2 separate regions of the Homo sapiens genome follow, and region 2 is linked to region 1. A link is a loop called in an ENCODE intact Hi-C map of the cell type or tissue named here. Cell type or tissue: left lung. All regions are shown on one strand. Links, peaks and the distances in the headings refer to the core of each region. The heading gives the core; the rest is flanking DNA. Region 1 overlaps LANCL1-AS1 (LANCL1 antisense RNA 1). Region 2 has its middle 30 kb from the start of ACADL.

Evidence for each region. Peaks named below come from ENCODE experiments on the same cell type or tissue, not always from the same donor. Only the 100,000 strongest peaks of a DNase experiment are listed, where the experiment ranks them.
Region 2: it touches region 1 in a loop (2.5-fold over the local background); 75 of 110 quality-filtered maps call a loop at or near these places.

The regions. Positions count from the first base shown.
Region 1 is chr2:210,393,283-210,396,207 of GRCh38, reverse strand. All of the region lies in intron 1 of LANCL1-AS1 (LANCL1 antisense RNA 1), which reads right to left. Among named protein-coding and RNA genes, the nearest start is that of LANCL1-AS1, 70 kb to the right of the region's middle. In left lung, for the core only: no CTCF peak of the experiment used is centred there; no DNase peak of the experiment used is centred there.
Region 2 is chr2:210,253,638-210,256,562 of GRCh38, reverse strand. No RefSeq gene overlaps it. Among named protein-coding and RNA genes, the nearest start is that of ACADL, 30 kb to the right of the region's middle. In left lung, for the core only: no CTCF peak of the experiment used is centred there; no DNase peak of the experiment used is centred there; H3K4me3 peaks cover 478 bases; H3K27ac peaks cover 330 bases.

The DNA of each region.
Region 1 (2,925 bases), core at 167-2,666:
AATCTGGCAGTGGACCCTAGCAAGCTATATTTTAATAGCCCTCCAGATGATTCTCTTACACAAAAAGTTTGAGAACCACCACTATTAATATGAGAGAACTATATCGCCAATGATAGGCTCAGAAAAACCATCAAAATGTAGAAAAACCATCCTCTTCTAGCTTTAGGAGTAAGCAATGAGGTTGGATCTGCAAATGGAATGATTATTTATGCATCCATGTGGAAGATGAGTTGAAGGAAAGAGAGAATGAAATCAGGAAGACCATCAGGAGGCTGTGACATGGGCCAGGGAAGGACCAAAACCAGTGAAGTGGCAGTGAAGATGAGCAGAGGGGACAGACTTGTGAGAGGATTCACAGATGCAGCCAGTTAGACATGGGAAATAAGGGAAGAGAAATGTCAGAAATAACTTCTTTCTTGAGCAATGTCCTTGAAAAGCTTGCTTGAATGTCCTGGAGGCTTATGCCTGGCCTTTGATAATGTGGCCAGAACTCATATTCAAGGTTCCTTTACAATTTCAGTTTAGAAAAAGTATACACAGACCCGCTCCTAGTGAATGATAATGCATATATTTATTAGTTTCAGGAAATAAACCATTGAAGGCCCAGAACTTTAGGAAAAAAGAGAAGAACACACCAATCACGAAGACCTAATATCAGGCTTCCTGGAAAACTGATTGATTCCAGAGCTGGGGAAGGGAAAATATAAGATGAGCTTAGAACACTTTTGGTGCCACAAAGTAAAGAAATGCTCAAAAAAAGGATGAAGGCATGTTGAAATGATAACAGGAGCCAGCCTAAAGTAGCTTTGAAAGACCGAAGTTGAAACAATTTAGCAAGAAAATAAGTAATGATATTGGATTATGAGCTAGGAGTACAACATCATTTCTGTAGTATTTGTGCCAAAAATGCATAGCCTCGATCTATTCATAAGAAAACATAAGACAACAGAAATTGATAAATATTCTACAAAATACTTAAGCAGGATTTTTTTTTTTTTTTTTTTTTAAGACAGCGTGCAATGGCGCCATCTCGGCTCATTGCTAGGTTGGGACTGAGGTTAGAGGAACATTCCTTCATTCCTTCAGGGCTGGAGAATCTCCTCCAGGCAGGTATGTGTTCAGAACACTCGAGGCCTGAAGACTTTTGCATTGACTGCAGTGTGTCACCATTTCACAGCAACTCCAGGCTGAAACCAAATCCACTATTAGTTCATCCTCCACCAATCTGGAGGCAAGTAGCTGGGATTACAGGTGCCCGCCACCACACCCAGCTAATTTTTGTATTTTTAGTAGAGACGGGGTTTTGCCATGTTGGCTGGGCTGGTCTCGAACTCTTGATCTCAGGTGATCTGCCTGCCTCAGCCTACCAAAGTGCTGGGATTACAGGTGTGAGCCACTGTGCCCAGCCTGCAGGACTCTTTAAAAGTGTCATGGTCGGCTGGGCGTGGTGGCTCATGCCTGTAATCCCAGGTGGGCTGATCATGAGGTCAGTATATCGAGATCATCCTGGCTAACACGATGAAACCCTGTCTCTACTAAAAATACAAAAAAAAATCCGGGCGTGGTGGCACATGCCAGTAGTCCCAGCTACTCGGGAGGCTGAGACAGGGGAATCGCTTGAACCCGGGAGGCGGAGATTGCAGTGAGCCGAGACTGCACCACTGCAGTGGATGACAGAGCGAGACTCTGTCTCAAAGAAAATAAAAGTGTCAAGGTCATGAAAGTTGAGGGGAGATTGAGGGACTTACAAATAGGAAGAGACTGAGGAGACATGACTACTGAATGCAGTGTGGGATCCTGATTTGGATCCTGAAACAGAAATGGATTCATGGTGAAAATTTGGTTAAAAACCTGGTAAGATTTGAATAAAGTCTGTAATTTAGTTAATGGTATTCTAAGAATGCTTATTTCCTGGTATCAACAAATGTACATTGTAAGGTGTTAACATAAGGGGAAGGTGAGTGAAGTATGGGCACTTTACGTAACATTTTTGCAACTTTTCTGTAGGTCTAAGTTTAATTCACAATAAAATTTTAAATAAAAAAAGTGTTTCCATTTGAATCCTTTTGCTAGTAGAACTGTTTCACGTGGATAAACAATACCAAGTAGCTATTTTCTTGTAGGTCTAATGGCTGTAAGTCACTGTAATTTACTTGGGTATGCAAACCATGTCTTATATGTCTTGAATCCCTAAAGAATTTAGTCAGAGGCAGATTTATGTGAAGCTTCATAAACCTTAACTTTCAGGGCTGTTCACTTGCACAGGCCCCACTTAGTGTGGCACATTGCTGGAAGCTACAGAATATTCTGTCTAGGTAAGGAGGGGAAGCCAGGTTTCAATCAAAAGCATTTCTATGTAAACAATTCAGATAAATTACTTAAAGGGAGCTCAGAAAAAAAAGAGACTTGAATCTCTAAGACTCTGGTAACTTGCTGTGATTTCTTTTCTCATTCTAGAAATATTCACTCTTAAATATTCACTTCATACCTAATTTTTTATATAGATAGATAGATATAGGTATAGTAAAGAGGGCCCTCTGAATCAAGAGATTCTGGCCCAACAAACCTGGATAAGCTTCTAAGCTTCTGTACCTAGCATAGGTGTTCCATAAACATTTCAATTAAGTTACTTGAAAAATCATCTACACATCTGTAAAATGGAGTTCATAATATTGGCCAGTCACTAAACAGCAGAATTGGAAGTGCTAATTTTGGGAATTTTTTATAATAATTATCTATACATCATTTTCAACTTTTAAAGGTATTTTTACACTTATACTCATAGCATGTTAGTATTTTCAAGATCCTTAGAGATCTTCCAGACGTTTTCTGTGTGCAAATGAATGAATAGTCAGTCCCAGAGAGGTTGAGTAATTCATAATTCAAGGACACACAACTAGTGGTGAGATTGATTGAGGACTGGGG
Region 2 (2,925 bases), core at 182-2,681, 140 kb after region 1:
ATGGCAGAATAGACAACTGTTAATCTCTTAAAGGAAAATGCCCTGAATAGTTAAAGATAGAGAGAAGAAATAAAAGTGCACTCTCAATTTCTTAAGTTCATTTCATCTTACTTTAACTAAAATATAGCCTTTCCCTGAGAACTGTTTTCTCTGCAAGCAAAAATGTCTTGCTTCCTATTTTACTGAGAGAAGAAACTAGAAGAGCCGCCATAAGCTCTCTCCACCTCTCTACCCACCTACATGCATCTCTACCCATACGGTCTGCATTTCCTCCAGTTACTATGGAATAGCTGACTGTGACCACCCAGTTCACTTGTCCATCTTCTGCTTTCTCAAGAACATAACTTCTGGAATTCTGTCCCCCTCATCCCTCCAAGGAATTGTTACTTGTCCCTCTATTCAATCATTTCCATCAATATACATACTTGTAATATCACCCATGTTTTAAGAAACCTTAATTCCACTTTCCCCTCTATCTCTTACCCCTATTCTCTGCTCTCCCTTACAGTAACACTCCTTGAAAACATCTCTACTTATTGTCTTCAATTCCTCTTTTTGAATCTGCTAGGGTTTTATGCCCACCACTCCATCAAAACTGCTCTGATCAAAGCAATAATGTACTCCCATTTTTTAATTGAATTCTCAGACCTAAACTTAATTGACCTGTCAGTTGCATTTGACAAAATTGATCACTCCCTTCTCCTTGAAGTACTGTCTTCAGATCCCTATGCTTTCCTGGTTGTCCTCCTGTCTCCTGAAAGTTCTTTTGTTTTCCTAACTTCAACTATCTGGTTTTCTCTTCACTCACTTCCTAGGGGATCCCATTCAGTCTCATAACTTCAGGTACCATTTATATGCTGACAACTCTCAAATTAATTCTGTAGCCTAGCTATCTCCCTGAACTCCAGACTCATACAACAGAGTGTCTGGTCAACCTCTTCTTTTGGATGTTTCATAGTTATCTCAAGCATGAGATATCCAAAAATGAAATGCCAGTTTGCCCTTCCAAAGCCTCCTCTTCATATAGTTTTTCTCCTCTTAGTGAAAAACCTTGAAATAATTCCTGATTCATCAATTTCTCTCACTCCTCACTTCCAATCTATTAACAAATCCTTCAACTCTAGCTGCAGAATAGGTGCAAGTTTTGACCATTCTGCATCTTCCTCTACTACCAGCACTCTGGTTCTCAAGCTACCATAACTCAGTTGGATTATAGCAACAGCCTTTAGATTCATCTTCCTACTTCTATCATCATCTGTCTTACAGTCCATCCTCCACAACACAGCCACAATTATCCTTTTAAAATTAAATCAGATTATCTCACTCCCCTGATCAAAACCCTCAGTGCATTTTCTGCTCACTCAGGGTAAAAGCCAAAGACCTTATAATGTTCTACAAGGTCTTACATTATCTAGCTCTCACTACATCTCTCATTTCATCCATTATTCTCCCTCTTTTACATTCTCTTCTTGCTACTCTAGTCTCGCTGCTTCTTGAGCATGGTGAGTACACAAGGCCTTTAACCCTGTTATTTTCCTGCCTGGACAGCTCCTCCAAGTTACCCTCTTGGCTCCCTCCCTCACTTCCTGAATCTCTAGATGTAACTTATCATTGACCCTAACCAGCTATTCATCTCATTCTGCTTCATTTATATCTTTTTAGACTTTATCGCTTTCAGATATGCCATTATTTGTTTATTTAATATCTTCACCACTACTACCACCACCAGCAGAATGTAAGCTGCATAAGAGCAGAGTCTTTGTATACAGCACCTTGAACAGTTCCTCACACAAAGTAGGTACTCAATAAGAATTCTTGGAAAATATTTCTGATACAAAATATAGTTATACTAATTATCTTTAAAAATGAAAACAGATGTTTTGTTGTTCTTTTGAGTTAGGTTTTTAATGGAAAGAGTTTTAAATAGTTTCTTAATTTTGAGCATTTAAAACCTTTAAAATTACATTTATTGATATTCAAGGAAACTTATTTTGGTATTACCCTCAACCCAAATAGAACTAAAGATATTTACATCTCAGATTTTTAAAACAATATTTTTATGAAACAATTTCTGGCTCACAGAAAAATTGTTAAGTAGTACAAAGAACTTCCATGTATCTTTCACTAGATTCACAACCATTTTTATATGATACAAGACAAGTACAATGTTTCCACATTTGCTCTATTGTCCTCTCTCATGTTGTAGGGTCCCCAGTTCTCCCCCAACTGTCTTTCTGTATTCTGACCAAAAATCATGAAGTGCCTTGACCACTCTGTGACCCAGCCAGCTGCAGGCCTTTCCCAGCAGGCTTGAACCAAAACTGGGGCCTAAACATTCCCAGGTATCTAAGACATTGCCCAAAACACTGAAGCAAACTGTCCCTGCCCTGAGCCAAATTCCTTAAAATCTTAAACAAACTTCATACCCTGACCCCCTCACTGGCGACACACTTAGCAAGAACACCTCTTTTCTCTGTCATGAGGATTGCTGCAGCACTCTGTAAGTAACTTCCCCTAATAAATGCTTTGGCCTGATCACCCTGGCATTTACTGCTTCTTTCTTTGGAATCCGTACCAGCCCAAAACACACGCTTATACAAGGGAGTACGTTGCAGACATCATGCCCTCTTATTCCTGAATATTTCAATGTAATACTGATTTCTTAATGTCTACTAATTTCAAATGGGAATAAGTAATCTAAAATACCATTAGCTGACTAACATAAAATATAAGCCCACAATACAATTCTTTCTGATTGTGTTAAGAATAAAATAACACATATACTAAGTTCTCAGTTGCTTAATAAGTATGTTCTTTATTCCGCTCATAAAAGAGCATAGAAACACCTAGTAGTATAACTTGGTGAGCTTGGGCCAAAAAATGACACGTCCTATAGAAAAAGTAGCTTGAATTGGAGCTACTGGT